2 separate regions of the Homo sapiens genome follow, and region 1 is linked to region 2. A link is an interaction called in ENCODE POLR2A ChIA-PET data of the cell type or tissue named here. Cell type or tissue: Panc1. All regions are shown on one strand. Links, peaks and the distances in the headings refer to the core of each region. The heading gives the core; the rest is flanking DNA.

What was found. Peaks named below come from ENCODE experiments on the same cell type or tissue, not always from the same donor. Only the 100,000 strongest peaks of a DNase experiment are listed, where the experiment ranks them.
Region 1: POLR2A ChIA-PET joins it to region 2 with 7 read pairs; 7 of 35 experiments call an interaction of 5 or more read pairs at or near these places.

The regions. Positions count from the first base shown.
Region 1 is chr17:50,680,103-50,682,602 of GRCh38, forward strand. All of the region lies in intron 26 of ABCC3 (ATP binding cassette subfamily C member 3), which reads left to right. Among named protein-coding and RNA genes, the nearest start is that of ANKRD40, 27 kb to the right of the region's middle. In Panc1, for the core only: no CTCF peak of the experiment used is centred there; a DNase peak (open chromatin) is centred at 1,376; H3K27ac peaks cover 1,614 bases.
Region 2 is chr17:50,850,247-50,861,206 of GRCh38, forward strand. No RefSeq gene overlaps it. Among named protein-coding and RNA genes, the nearest start is that of TOB1, 11 kb to the right of the region's middle. In Panc1, for the core only: no CTCF peak of the experiment used is centred there; no DNase peak of the experiment used is centred there.

The DNA of each region.
Region 1 (2,500 bases), core at 1-2,500, 180 kb before region 2:
TTAGGTGATTCTGATTTGGTGGGAGGGGTAAGACCTATTGCAGGGCTTTGCAGTGGATGACCAGATCTCTGGCGTGGTGCACCTGGAGAGGGCAGATGAGGGAGATCCTTCAGCTGGGGTGACCAGGGGAGACGAGCTTAGATGAGAAGGATGGACAGGCTTTGATAGACTAAGTAAGATGGTGGGGTGGGCAGTGGGAAGGTGAGCATTCCAGCCAAAGAGACCAGCCTGGGCAAAGGAGTGGAGGTGGGGCAGCATGCCCTTTGTTGGGGAAAAGGAGTTGTTCCCTACTGGGGGTTCCAGACTTTTCTCCACCGCCCCCTCTCATGGTCACACCTTAGCCCTCTTCATGCCCAGAAGCTGCAGCATCAGTGTCAAGCATCCCATCTTTGGCCCACGCTCCTATCCTGCTCGCTCTCATGCTCCAAGTCCCCCACTGTCACAGCAGTCTGCCTTCACTGGGACTCCCAATCCCATGACCCCCCTTTGTGTCTCTGTCCATCAGCTTCTCTGCCTTCACCTCCCTCCCCGGCCAGCCTAGAGTCTATGCTCCACCAACACAAACGCTCTCACCTGCCTTGCCCTTCTCTTTCTTCTCTCTCAGTTGTACTCACCTCCAAAACCCACCCCAGCTGAGCCCACCAATCTGCCTTCTTCATGCCTGCACTGAGCACTTAAAACCTTGCAGGAGGCGGGGCACAGTGACTCATGCCTGTAATCCCAGCACTTTGGGAGGCCAAGGTGGGTGGATCTCTTGAGGTCGGGAGTTCAAAACCAGCCTGGCCAACATGGTGAAACCCCATCTCTACTAAAAATACAAAAAAATAGCTGGGCGTGGTGGTGCACACCTGTATTCCCAGCTACTTGGGAGTCCAAGGCAGGAGAATCGCTTGAACCCAGGCGGTGGAGGTTGCAGTGAGCCGAGATTGCGCCACTGCACCCCAGCCTGGATAACAGAGTGAGACTCTGTCTAAAAAAAAAAAAAGCTTGCAGGAGAAAAATCACTGAGTTGACAAGTTTATAACCACACACCACGGCTGCATGTTCCTGCTTTGCTTCCCCAAGAAGCCCATGTTCTCACGTTCAGAAAGAATTCTGTTGAATAATCTCTGTCCTCAAACCCCACATCTCCCTCCTGCTCAGCCATCGACCTTGCCTGACACCTCCATAAAAAGTAGGTTCTAAGACGTGAACTCCCTCAACCTTCCTGCCTCTCAGTCTTTAAACCCGCCTGTGTCTCCTTCACCGTTGTCTCCTTTTCACTTTTAGCAGGAATCATCCCTTTCTGTTTCAAAGCCCAGCCCCTCCATTTCTTCTCATGGCCGCTTGAGGACCTGGCTTCCTCAGTCCCGCCCTCCATCTCCTGTCATTCTTGCTCCCTCTGTTGGACGCTTCCCATCCACATGCAAAAATATTCCATCACATCTTCCATTCCAGACACACACGCAAACCCTCCCCCCTGCACTCCACTGCCCCATTTCTCTGCTCTCCTCTGTCATGAAGCATGGTTTAAAGTATGGTCTCTACAAGCTGCATCCGCTTCCTCATCAGCCTTGATGTCATCTGCCTCCTGCAGTCCTCTTTCTGGCCCTCGCTCCACGGAGACAGCTCACCAGTGACCTTCCTGGTTCCAAATCCAGGGGACGCTTTTCTGTTCTCGTCTAATTCAACCTCTTAGCAACGTCCCAATAAAATGACCTCTCCCTTCTTCTTGGAGTCCTCGTGGATTCCGTGGCCTGCATTGCACCCGCCAGTCCACCTGCCTGACCCCAGCCTGGCTTCCCCAGGCATCACCCTCTGGCCCCTCACCCCTCACTGTCTGGGAGCTTCCAGTTCCCCTGCTTCATGTCTAGCAGCCCAGTTCCTGCATGGATACCCATGCTCCTGTCTCTGTATCCTATAAATGTCTGCCCTCAACCCCACGGCCCGTTCTCTGACGCCTCCTTGAGAGACCAATCTGTGCCTGCTGCTCTGCTTTTTCACCTCTGGCCGCGTGGTTTCTCCTGCCTCGAAGCAGGGCTGGCTCCACAGGAATAGTCACAGCGTCCCCACTCCCGGAAGAACTGCGCGTTTAGAGTAATGCTCTGCCGTCAGTGCCTTGACATTCTCCATCATTCTTCAACAAGAAGCCTCAGGTTTTCATTTTGCACTGGGCCTCCCAAATTATGTAGCCAATCCTATCTCAAAGCCACCATCATCTTATGCCCTGCCAGTCTATTCTGCTTGTAGCTGCCAAGAGATTTAAAAAAAAAAAAAAAAAAAATCAAATCACGTCATTCCTCTGTGTACAGCCCTCTAATGGCTTTGCATCTTAATCAGAGTTAAAAAAAAAAAAAGTCCTTAAAATGGCCTGCAAGGCCCTACATGATGGAGCCACCATTACCTCAGCCTCTTACCTCTTGCCTTTGCCAGTGTGCTCCAGAACACACCTAGAGCCATTTATGCCTGCTGTTCCCTCTGCCTGGCATGCCCTCCCTCCAGATATCCACTTGGCTTGTTC
Region 2 (10,960 bases), core at 5,785-8,284:
TCATTCCCAGCTCCAACACCTCGGGGCACAGAACTAAGCTCTCAATGACCCCTTATTTCAAGTGCCACTCTCCATCTCAATGTACCACAAGGGGCAACAGAATAAAAGGGGAAACAGCCTTAGGACCCTGGTATGATCAATAACAGACTCAAAGCAATCCTCACAATCATTACAACCAGCAATTTTACCCTGTGACCCTAATAAGCGCTGAAGCTGGTGTTTATGGATGACTAGAACACAGCTTTAGTGAGACTTACACGGATGGTAACCCATCCCTGTCCCAGACCTCATAGAAGGTGGGCACCCTTTACCAATTAGATGCCCTTTTGGTAGGGTTAATAATTTCCATTACTAATAGCTTACAGCACTTAATATGTGTTCAACATGCATTATCTCATTAAATATTTACAACCCTGTGATGTGTATATTTTTCACCTCCATTTAATAACCTGTCCATTTCAGAGATAATGAAACTGAGGCTCAGGGAGATTGAATAATTTTCCCAAAGTCCCTGGCCAAGCAGGGAACCAAACCTAGGCGTGTCTATATGACTCCAAAGGCCACGTACTTAACCGCATGTGTGATATTTTCCACCACAGATTCAAGAACAGTCAAGTCTGGTTTCGTCTCATTTTTGTGTCCTCCCTTCTCCCTGCTAATATACCAGGAAGTTTTACTTCCTAGGATTCTCATGAAAAGGCACGTTTATAGCCAGCTGACCTCCCCTAAATAGGCTGAGCACATGCCCTTGAGGCTAAGCCGTGCGGGGAGAGGTGGAGGATTTGAGCCCTCTCTCACCACAGAGTAAAGAGAGTGCAGGTTATTCTATGTAGGGAAGAGGATTATGCTGAATGCTTTATTTATCTTACATGCTCATCACACCAACCCTAACAAGTAGAATTTGGAACCCTTTTACAGTTAGGAAATCTGAGGTGGAATCGTTTTAACAGTGCACTGCTATTTAAGGTTGAGTTTGAGATTTGATTCAAAGTCTGACCCCAGGCCAGGCGTGGTGGCTCACACCTGTAATCCCAGCATTTTGGGAGGCCGAGGCAGCGGATCACCTGAGGTCTGAAGTTTGAGACCAGCCTGGCCAATATGGTGAAACCCCGTCTCTACTAAAAATACAAAAAAATTAGCCGGGCTTGGGGCTGGGCACCTGTAATCCCAGCTACTCAGGAGGCTGAGGTAGGAGAATCCCTTCAACTCAGGAAGCAGAGGTTGCAGTGAGCCGATATTGCGCCACTGCACTCCGGCCTGGGTGATAGAGCAAGACTCTGTCTCAGAAAAAAAAAAAAAAGGAAAAAAAAAAGTCTGACCCCAAAGCCCACGTTCTTTCTCATAGAGGATCACGAGGAGTAATGTTATTTGGAGGCTGAATGAAGCCCCCTACACCACTCTAGAGCATTCTTACATCTGCAGGGGAAATTGTGGGGCCTAAACATGTGTCCCCGCTGGTCAAGTGAGTGTGAGACAAGGATCAGACGCTGGTGTCTTCTGTGCCAAAGCAGGATCCACACTCTGTACAGAATAGTGATGCTCTCTGAACAGTCCCAGGTCACATGAAGGAGTTTGGCCAGCTTGTGGTGGTATTTTCAGTGGATGACAGAGTGCTCAGCCACCAAGAGAACTTAGGGAAGCCTGGGGAAGGGCATTGCCCGGGGAAGTGACCCAGGCGAAAAGTTATTTGGGAATGTTAATTTCTGGCTGAAATTTATACAAAGCTTTCCCTTCAAAGCCTCATTCTTTGATTTATGTTCAAACCGGAAGATATTACAAGCACCCAAAAAGCCAAACTGGAAAAGGAAACTGCAGAGCTCCACAGACTTGTTGCCTTGGCCAGGGGTAGGGTGTGGCGATGGGAGTGGCAACTGGGAGTGACCTGGGGGTGTCTGAGTTTGTGCAATGAACACGCACTTTCCACCAACACCAACTTCTGGAGGGGTAGTACCTGCTGTGAGCCCTGACATCACAAAACCAAAAGAGGCTTTGTCACTAAAGGTAGGAAAACAAATGAGATGACCCCTAGAGGGAGCTTCTAGCCTGAGGAAGTTTCTAGATTAAGCATGAAACTGAAACTGTCTTAAAAGGAAGGAATTCGACATCCCTCTGACACAGCCTGACGCCCCTCTCAGTCCCACCTTTTCTTTCCTTGGACTTCTTACTGGTCCTCCCCATCTCACTCCTGGGTTTGATGAATAAAGAAGTTTTAAACTATTTCTCTTTCATAATGTTTCTGTACAAAGCTTGAAACAGTGAAAAAATAAGTTAAAATGTTCAAATTCAAAGGCAGGTTCTCCCAGGAGAGATGGGCTGGCAGCAGAGCTTCTATTTCTGATTTCCTCTGCCTTTTTCCCCAAGGGTTAGCAGCACACATTCTTCCTACTGTGGCTACATCTGATGAAGAACACACACACACACACACACACACACACACACACACACACACCAGGACCAAGGTTTTCCTCTCAACTGCCTGTTCCTCCACTGGAGCTGGGAATTTGAGGGAGCCCAGGCTTCCCCGGGTGCTTCCAGTGGACATTGTACCCATTCTTCATAGCTGGATATCTCCCCCCAGATCTAGCATCCCTAAGATAGGCACAGTCTCACCCTTTTTTGTTCATACCCCTACATTTTCCTGTGTATTATGATTATTTGGGCGTGTGTGTTATCGTTTGCTAGAATGTAAGCTCCTTTAGAGGTTCCGAAGGATTGTATATATCACTGCCAGTTCCTAACGCAGGAGATGCTTAATAAATGTGTTGAGTGGATGAATACAGGAGCTGTTTTTAATCATATCTCACCTTGTTTGAGAAAGAATTTAGGGACAAGAATGGAATCTGAGCCCAGGGCAGCCACTTGAGTCAACATCACCCTTTTGCTATCACAAGTACTAGTAAAGCTCAGGACCCAAGACTTCAGTATGTGAAGTGCCTATAGTTGCTTCTCAACAAATCTAATCATCCAGAGAGCAGTCGCAATGTAAGTAAGTAAAGCTAGCACGTAGCCCTCAAACTCATATCTTACTCCATTGTGTTTTTGCAACCGATTTCCCTTTCCTAATTGTGCCTGGCAAAGGCTGATAGCAAAATAAGTTTGGGATTGCTGAGCAAACAATCACAAGTGAGGTTTGCAGGAGAGGGGGACTGGGCACAAAGTGCAGCTTAGATGACTTCTAAATAATCAGGTGGGGCTCTTTTTATAAAATCGACCGGTTGAGGTCAACCAAGGGAGCAGGATAGTGTAATGGTTAAGGATCATGGACTTTGGAAACAGAATCCCACAGTTCAAATCCTAGCTCCGCTGGCTGTGACTGTTGCAAGCTCTCTGCCTCCACTTATATATCTGTAAATGGGAGAAACAGTACAACCTTCAGAGGGTTGTTATGAAGTTGAACTGAATTTAAATGGGGCAGTATCTAGCACATAGTAAATTCATATAAGGGTTGCCATTATTACTACTGAGCTTTTGGGGTTGGTCATTCCCTCTGGATTCCATAAGACTTTGTGATAGTATAAAAATCATCCTTCAAATAGGCAGTGCTTTACGTAGGAGCAGTTCCCCATCCTCCTTGAAAATCTGGGAAAAAAACACGCGCACAATCTTTGGGAAATGGCGGTGTCAGAACTTCTGCAAAGCCTCCTTCCGAGGAAACTGATCTCCAGGGCAAGTTGTCAGGCAGTGTATGCATAAGCTCTCTCCTTTACTGTCCTTTCCACCTTTCCCAGGCCCTGGAAGCAAAGGCAGATAGAAGACATAACACCCTGGTCCCTTGCCGGCTGCCAGACCCTTCTCCTTTGGCAGATGCTCCTGGGGAGATAAGCTCTCACCTCCATCTCTCTATTCCTTTTACACAGAACCCAAAAAGTTCTTTGAACTTTAGTGGTTCAGAAAATAAACAAGAATCTTCTTTCTAAGTTACCAAAAAAAAGTTTCCTTCCTTTCTTCCAGCCTTTTTCAAGATTCACAAAGAAGAATTTCCCCAGGTAAAAATCTTTTATAGCTGTGTGAAAACTGTTTGTTCTCAAAGTCTTTAGTTAAAGAGCCTCTGGTGACACCTTAGTTTCTAGAAAGGTTGACTGCAAAGATTGCAGCTATCTTAAACCTTGTATTAAAATGGTTTAAGAGATTCCTATCATGTTTTCTGGAAATAAAAAGAAATTAGAATAAAGTAAGTCACCAGGGCTCCACAAAACTTTAGAATGGCAGGTAGTTTGCAAAACTAGGAGAGTTCTTTTTGGGAAAAGAGATTTGAGGGCAGTAGGCAGATCTGGATAATCAGAGTGAAGAAAGAATAGGCATTGTCATTACAAAACAAAACAAAATTCAACCTTCATCCTTACTAAAAATGCATCGATGGGGCCGAGCGCAGTGGCTCACGCCTGTAATCCCAGCATTTTGGGAGGCCAAGGCGGGCAGATCACGAGGTCAGGAGTTCGAGACCAGCTTAACCAATATGGTGAAACCCCGTCTCTACTAAAAATACAAAAATTAGCAGGGCGTGGTGGCACGTGCCTGTAATCTCAGCTACTCAGGAGTATGAGGCAGGAGAATTGCTGGAACCCGGGAGGCGGAAGTTGCAGTGAACCGAGATTGCGCCACTGCACTCCAGCCTGGGTGACAGAGTGAGACTCCGTTCCCCCTCCAAAAAAAAAAAAAAAGGAAAAAGAAATGCATTGATGGCTAGTGGAGGGGTGGCAAGGGAAAGCCATCTGAAAGGAATACCTGCATTTAGTGCAAAACAGAAAAAGATGTTCCTATGCCTGGAAACTACTGAACCTGTGTCACAAGGTGTCTGGATACTGTACTAAAGTGTACAATATTTGCAGGGTAGGATGATTCCATTTCTTTCTTTTTCTTTTTTTTTTTTTGAGATGGAGTCTTCCTCTGTCGCTCAGGCTGGAGTGCAGTGGTGCGATCTCGGCTCACTGCGACCCGCCTCCTGGATTCCAGTGATTCTCCTGCCTCATCCTCCCCAGTACCTGAGATTACAGGCACGTGCTGCCATGCCCTGCTAATTTTTGTATTTTCAGTAGAGACGGGGTTTCACCTATTGGTCAGGCTGGTCTCAAACTCCTGACTTCATGATCCGCCTGCCTCAGCCTCCCAAAGTGCTGGGATTACAGGCATGAGCCACCACACCCGGCCAGTAATTCCATTTCTTAAATCATACTGATATGATACTGATAGCATTCCTTTCTATCAATATACAGAAGTCATTTACTTATACTCACCATTTGCTAGAAAACAAGCTAGACTGATGCCACGTCCATTCTTGACACTCTTTCTTTCTGGCCTAAAGGAAGCACAAAATCGTTTTAAGTCAGTCTTCACACTCCAAAAGAGTGTGCAACATAATTTTCCAGCTTTCTCACTAGCACTAAGAAAGAGGAAAAAAAGACCTCAAAAGCTATAGAAGGGCATGTGGAGAATCAGAGTTTAAAAATAGCTGCAACCTGATGGCCAGGAAGGAAGTTTATGTTTAACATTCAGTGCAAAAAACAAAACAAAACAAAACAAAACAAACCCCACATGAAATCAATGTCTAGCTCATTTTGTCAATGTGGTTTTTCCACAATTATTTTTGAAACACTTGAAAAGTGTATAGGCAGAAGGGATGCGACCTACGGTATATGCCAAAGTTTGTCTAAAAATATTTTACACCTGTTCTCTGTACTGCACACTGGTCATATTTTATCAGTGAAGTAAGTACTCATAATGCCAGACGGAATGTGTTTTTCCTTCCAAGTCCTCTATGTTTTTCCCTTTGGTAAAGCGAACCTCCTCTTCTTTTCTACCTGCACTAAAATAAAGCTAGCACCATTATCCATGTGACGTATCCACCACCAAGCTACATTTTAACTACTATTCCTCAGGCAATATTGTTTAAATAAGAACAACTATGTCAATATTTTTCACAACAGCAAGGACATTTTAACTTAGCAAACACTTATGGCTGCTCCCAAAAGGAAATGTCAACTAGTATACTGAGTTTTAATCAACTTGCCAACTGTATGAAAAAGAATGCACTAGTTGCCTTCAGTGCTTCAAAACTAGAAATACAAACTCCGTGATACTTATTCTTATGAAAATAATTATACTTATTTTATGAAACATGAGCTTTTAGAATATTACTGTAGAATTTCAATTTTCTGTTGACGCAAATAACTGACAGCAACATGTTCACATAAGGCAGTTATAATCTTCATTTACTTTCCTCATTTTAAAGGGCAGCGAACATGGCTAGAATTCTGGACTTTATGGCTTCTAAATACTGTGAGCCCCTATGGACACATGTTCTATTAGTTGACTGACAACTCTTAATAGCAAATGATTAGTTCTCATAGCTCCTCAGGGAAGCATATTGGTATCACTGTACTCATTTTGCAGATGAATAAACTGAGCCATCTGAATCAAATGACTTCATACAATTCAGCAAGGAATTTAGACCTGTAGTTTCAGTTAGCCACTAGACAACTAGACAGGGACTGCCTGTTGATTAAATGTTTTCGTCTAAGGTTTGCCTAATTGTGAGATGATCTCAAAGTTCTCACTAACAGACTATATATACAAACCAAGTCCTCTAAGACATAAAATCTTAAAACTTCAAATACTGAGAAATGGTTAATGTAGGTTTTACTATTAATACTTACGAGTCAAATTCCATTAATAAGACTTTCAGCCCAATCTAAACCACCTAAAGCTCAACTAAGGGGTCAGCAATATTTGCTTCAATCAAATGCCAACTAACCCAACAATGTAAACAGTATTTAGTATAACAGGATTTAATCCACATAGAAACTACAGAAATTCTCCTGAGCCTTTTTTTTTTTTTTTTTTGAGATGGAGTCTTGCTCTGTCGCCCAGGCTAGAGTGCAGTGCCTGGTTCACACCATTCTCCTGCCTCAGCCTCCCGAGTAGCTGGGACTACAGGCGCCCGCCACCACACCCGGCTAATTTTTTGTATTTTTAGTAGAGACGGGGTTTCACTGTATTAGCCAGGATGGTCTCGATCTCCTGACCTCGTGATCCGCCCACCTCGGCCTCCCAAAGTGCTGGGATTACAGGCGTGAGCCACCGCGCCCGGCCTTGGCCTTTCTTTAGAGTGTTTATCAATAAGCACAGACAAGGAATGGTTGTGAAAATAGCAACAGGAGGTTAACGGTTACAACTTTACTTGTAACCGACCACTAAATGTAGTCAGGGAATCATCCAGTAGTTCTGAAAAGAGATGTAATTTATATGACTGAATTATGAAAACCAAAAAAACTAGAGCATTGCTAGGTGTGGTGGCTCACGCCTGTAATCCCAGTACTTTGGGAGGCCGAGGTGGGCAGATGACCTGAGGTCAGGAGTTCGAGACCAGCCTGGCCAATATAGTGAAACCCTGTCTCTACTAAAAATACAAAAATTAGCTGGGTGTGGTGGTGTGCACCTGTAATCCCAGCTACTCAGGAGGCTGAGACAGGAGAATCGCTTGAACCTGGGAGATGGAGGTTGCATGGGAGGTAGAGGTTGCAGTAAGCCAAGATTGTGCAACTGCACTCCAGCCTGGGCAACAGAGCAAGACTCCATCTCAAAAAAAAAAAAAAAAAAAAAAAAAAAAAAAAAACAAAAAACTAGAGCAATGATATAACAATGATTTCTAAAAACATTTCCTTATTGCCTATGAGTTCAGTTTATGACCAATAGAAATATAAAGTCTCACTCAAAATATCATCATGGCATATTCTGAGCATGGTTAATAGCCTTCCACTAGACCCCTCTCATTAACACTTTTGTAAAGATTCTGCAAATTACGTAGCTAATACATCGAAAATGGTGTTATTACCCTGACTTCAAATCAGAATAGCAACTAATCTGAGGGAGCAAAGCATAGTGCTTAAGAGCGTGAACTCTGGAACCACTACCTGCATTTGAATCGCTAGTCTGCCATGTATTGGCCATGCAATCTTGGGTCAGTGAAGCTTTCTGTGCCTCAGTCCCATCCCCCTCCCCCTGACCCAGTCTATAAACTGGGTTAGAACTACACTTGACACATAGTAAGTGCTATATGTTTATTTCCTGATTTAAAAGATTTTTAAAAATGGCTCCAACTACATGTTTACATAAGCCACTCAAAAATGGTTTCAAACTGGGCATGCAATTGGAAAATGTGCTAATTTTCCAATTGTATGCCCACAGATAATTGATCCTAAATCATTTAAACTACAAGATATAATCTTCCTAATATACCACAAAAACTAAAGCACTCTGATCTCAAATGACCTCCTGGGCCAAACTGATTAAGCGTCAATTGATTGGTATACTAAACAATGCAATGGGTTTTATTCAGCAGTGACCATTTTACATACTTGTCTTCTGTTTTTCTTGTATCTGTTTTTGCACTAGAGTTGTCACCCAGCATCTGACAAAAGCATGCATTTCCAGTCAAGCAAGGGTACGTATCTGATGTAGCATGCCTATGCCATTTTCTGTTTGTGTACCGAAAGGATATAAAGGAAGGTCTACCAACCGGCATTTTACTTCATTAGCTTAAGTATGTCCAATGAGACATACTTTGTTTCTTTCTGTGTCACAGTGACTTATTTTAAAATAATCGAAGTCCTGAAGATTTATTAAGTCTCTCAATTAAAATGCCAGACATGTATATGGGAACGAAATTTACACCCGATTGGAAAAACATTATTTTATTTTATTTTTTTGAGACTGAGTTTCGCTCTTCTCACCCAGGTTGGAAGGCAGTGGCACAATCTTGGCTCACTGCAACCTCCGCCTCCGGGTTCATGTGATTCTCCTGCCTCACCCTCCCAGCCTGTAGCTGGGACTACAGGTGCATGCCATCACACCTGGCTAATTTTGTGTTTTTAGTAGAGATGGGTTTCGCCATGTTGGCCAGGCTGGTCTCAAACTCCTGACCTCAAGTGATCCACCTGTCTCGGCCTCCCAAAGTGCTGGGATTACAGGTATGAGCCACAGCACCTGCCCTGGAAAAATATTTTAAACTCAGAGTACCTTTAGTTTCACCTTCAAAAGCTAAGTTAACTAATCACAGCATATATTGTTATCTTTAAGGAGGCATTTTGAAGAAGGCCTATATTTACATTTGCCATCTATTATAGGCGAAAAGGACATTTCACAATGTACCTGATTTCAGAAACGACAAGGCAGGGCAGAAAACGAATATACTAAACTTAGAAAGCCATTTTTTGGTATAATATTCCTTACTCATCCATGAGCTATGAAATCTGTAAGGCAACATTTTGGACACTCAGGGTATTCAGAGGCTGCTACAGTATCTGTAGTTATAGGAGTCAAAAAGATGGGAAAGGCCTGTGAAAATAACGAATTCATCAAATTGTCAACCGAAATGGTCTCCCCACAGAGAGTCAAAAGTGTGATGGCACCTTGGGGAGAAAATGACTTGGAACTAAGATGTAACCTTTTCTCAGATGTGCTAGGCAAAAGCACCTTTTAAAAAATTCCCATTCCTAATGAACAAAAAGGGCATGTAAACAGGGCCTTTGTTCATTTTTTAAAAAATTATGAAGTCCTCGCTGGATGCGTTGGCTCGCACCTGTAATCCCAGCATTTTGGGAGGCCAAAGCGGGAGGATCATGAGATCAGGCGATCGAGACCATTCTGGCCAACCCCGTCTCGTCTCTACTAAAACTATAAAAATTAGCTGGGCGTGGTGGCGCGCGTCTGTAGTCCCAGCTACTTGGGAGGTTGAGGCAGGAGAATCACTTGAACCCGACAGGCGGAGGTTGCAGGGAGCCAAGATTTCACCACTGCACTCCAGCCTGGCAACAGAGCGAGACTCTGTCTAAAAAAAAAAAAAGATGAAGTTCTCAAGGACACCAAGCTCAAGTTTTAATAAAACCAATCAAGATCACATTTTGAGTTAGTCATTCTCCGATGTCAAACATATGTACCAAGATGAAATTTCCCTAAGATTTTTGTCGATACATATATCCTTAAGATCTGAAACAGATATTCAGGCTTATGTTAACCTCAGTATTTAAAATCTGAATATATTAGTGCTTGGCTGGGTGTGGTGGCTCACGCCTGTAATCTCAGCATTTTGGGAGGCCAATGCGGGCGGATCACCTTAGTTCAGGAGTTTGAGACCAGCCCAGGCAACGTGGCGAAACCCTGCCTCTACAAAAAATACAAAAATTAGCAGGGAACGGTGGCACGCAGCTATAATCCCAGCTATTCAGGAGAGTGAGACAGGAGAATCGCTTTAGTGGAGGTTGCAGTAAGCCAAGATGGCCCCTTTGCACTCCAGCCTGGGTGACAGAGTGAGACCTTGTCTCAAAATAAAATGAATATATTAGTGCTCCAGACAGTTTCAAATTCTATTGTTGACCAGGCGCAATGGCTCATGCCTGTAATCAGAGCACTTTGGGAAGCCAAGGCAGGCAGCTCATTTGAGGCCAGGAGTTCGAGACCAGCCTGGTCAACATGGTGAAACCCCGTCTCTACTAAAAATACAAAAATTAGCCAACATGGTGGCGGGCGCCTGTAGTCTCAGCTACTCGGGAAGTTGAGGCAGGAGAATCACTTGAACCTGGGAGGTGGAAGGTTGCAGTGAGCCGAGATGGTGCCACTGCACTCCAGCCTGGGTGACAGAGCAAGAGACTCCGTCTCAAAAAAAAAAAAAATTCTATTATGTTCCGTCCAGCTGCCTTATGATTTTCAGAAAAAGCACATTACACTTGAGCCTTCATTTATAAGTAGAGTTTTCTCCCAAATGTAACTTTATCAGTCTGTAGCAGAAACTAGTGCTTAAAGCCATTATCCTGATGGTTCTTACAGCTATTCAAACTTCGTGATCACAAAAGCATGTAAGTGGTAAGTGTTGGCAGACCAGATCTCTGCTGCTTGCACCCATTATTCCAATACTTCTTCATAGCCTCGTTCTGTTCCCTAAAGAACAAAAGCCTCACCATGGAGC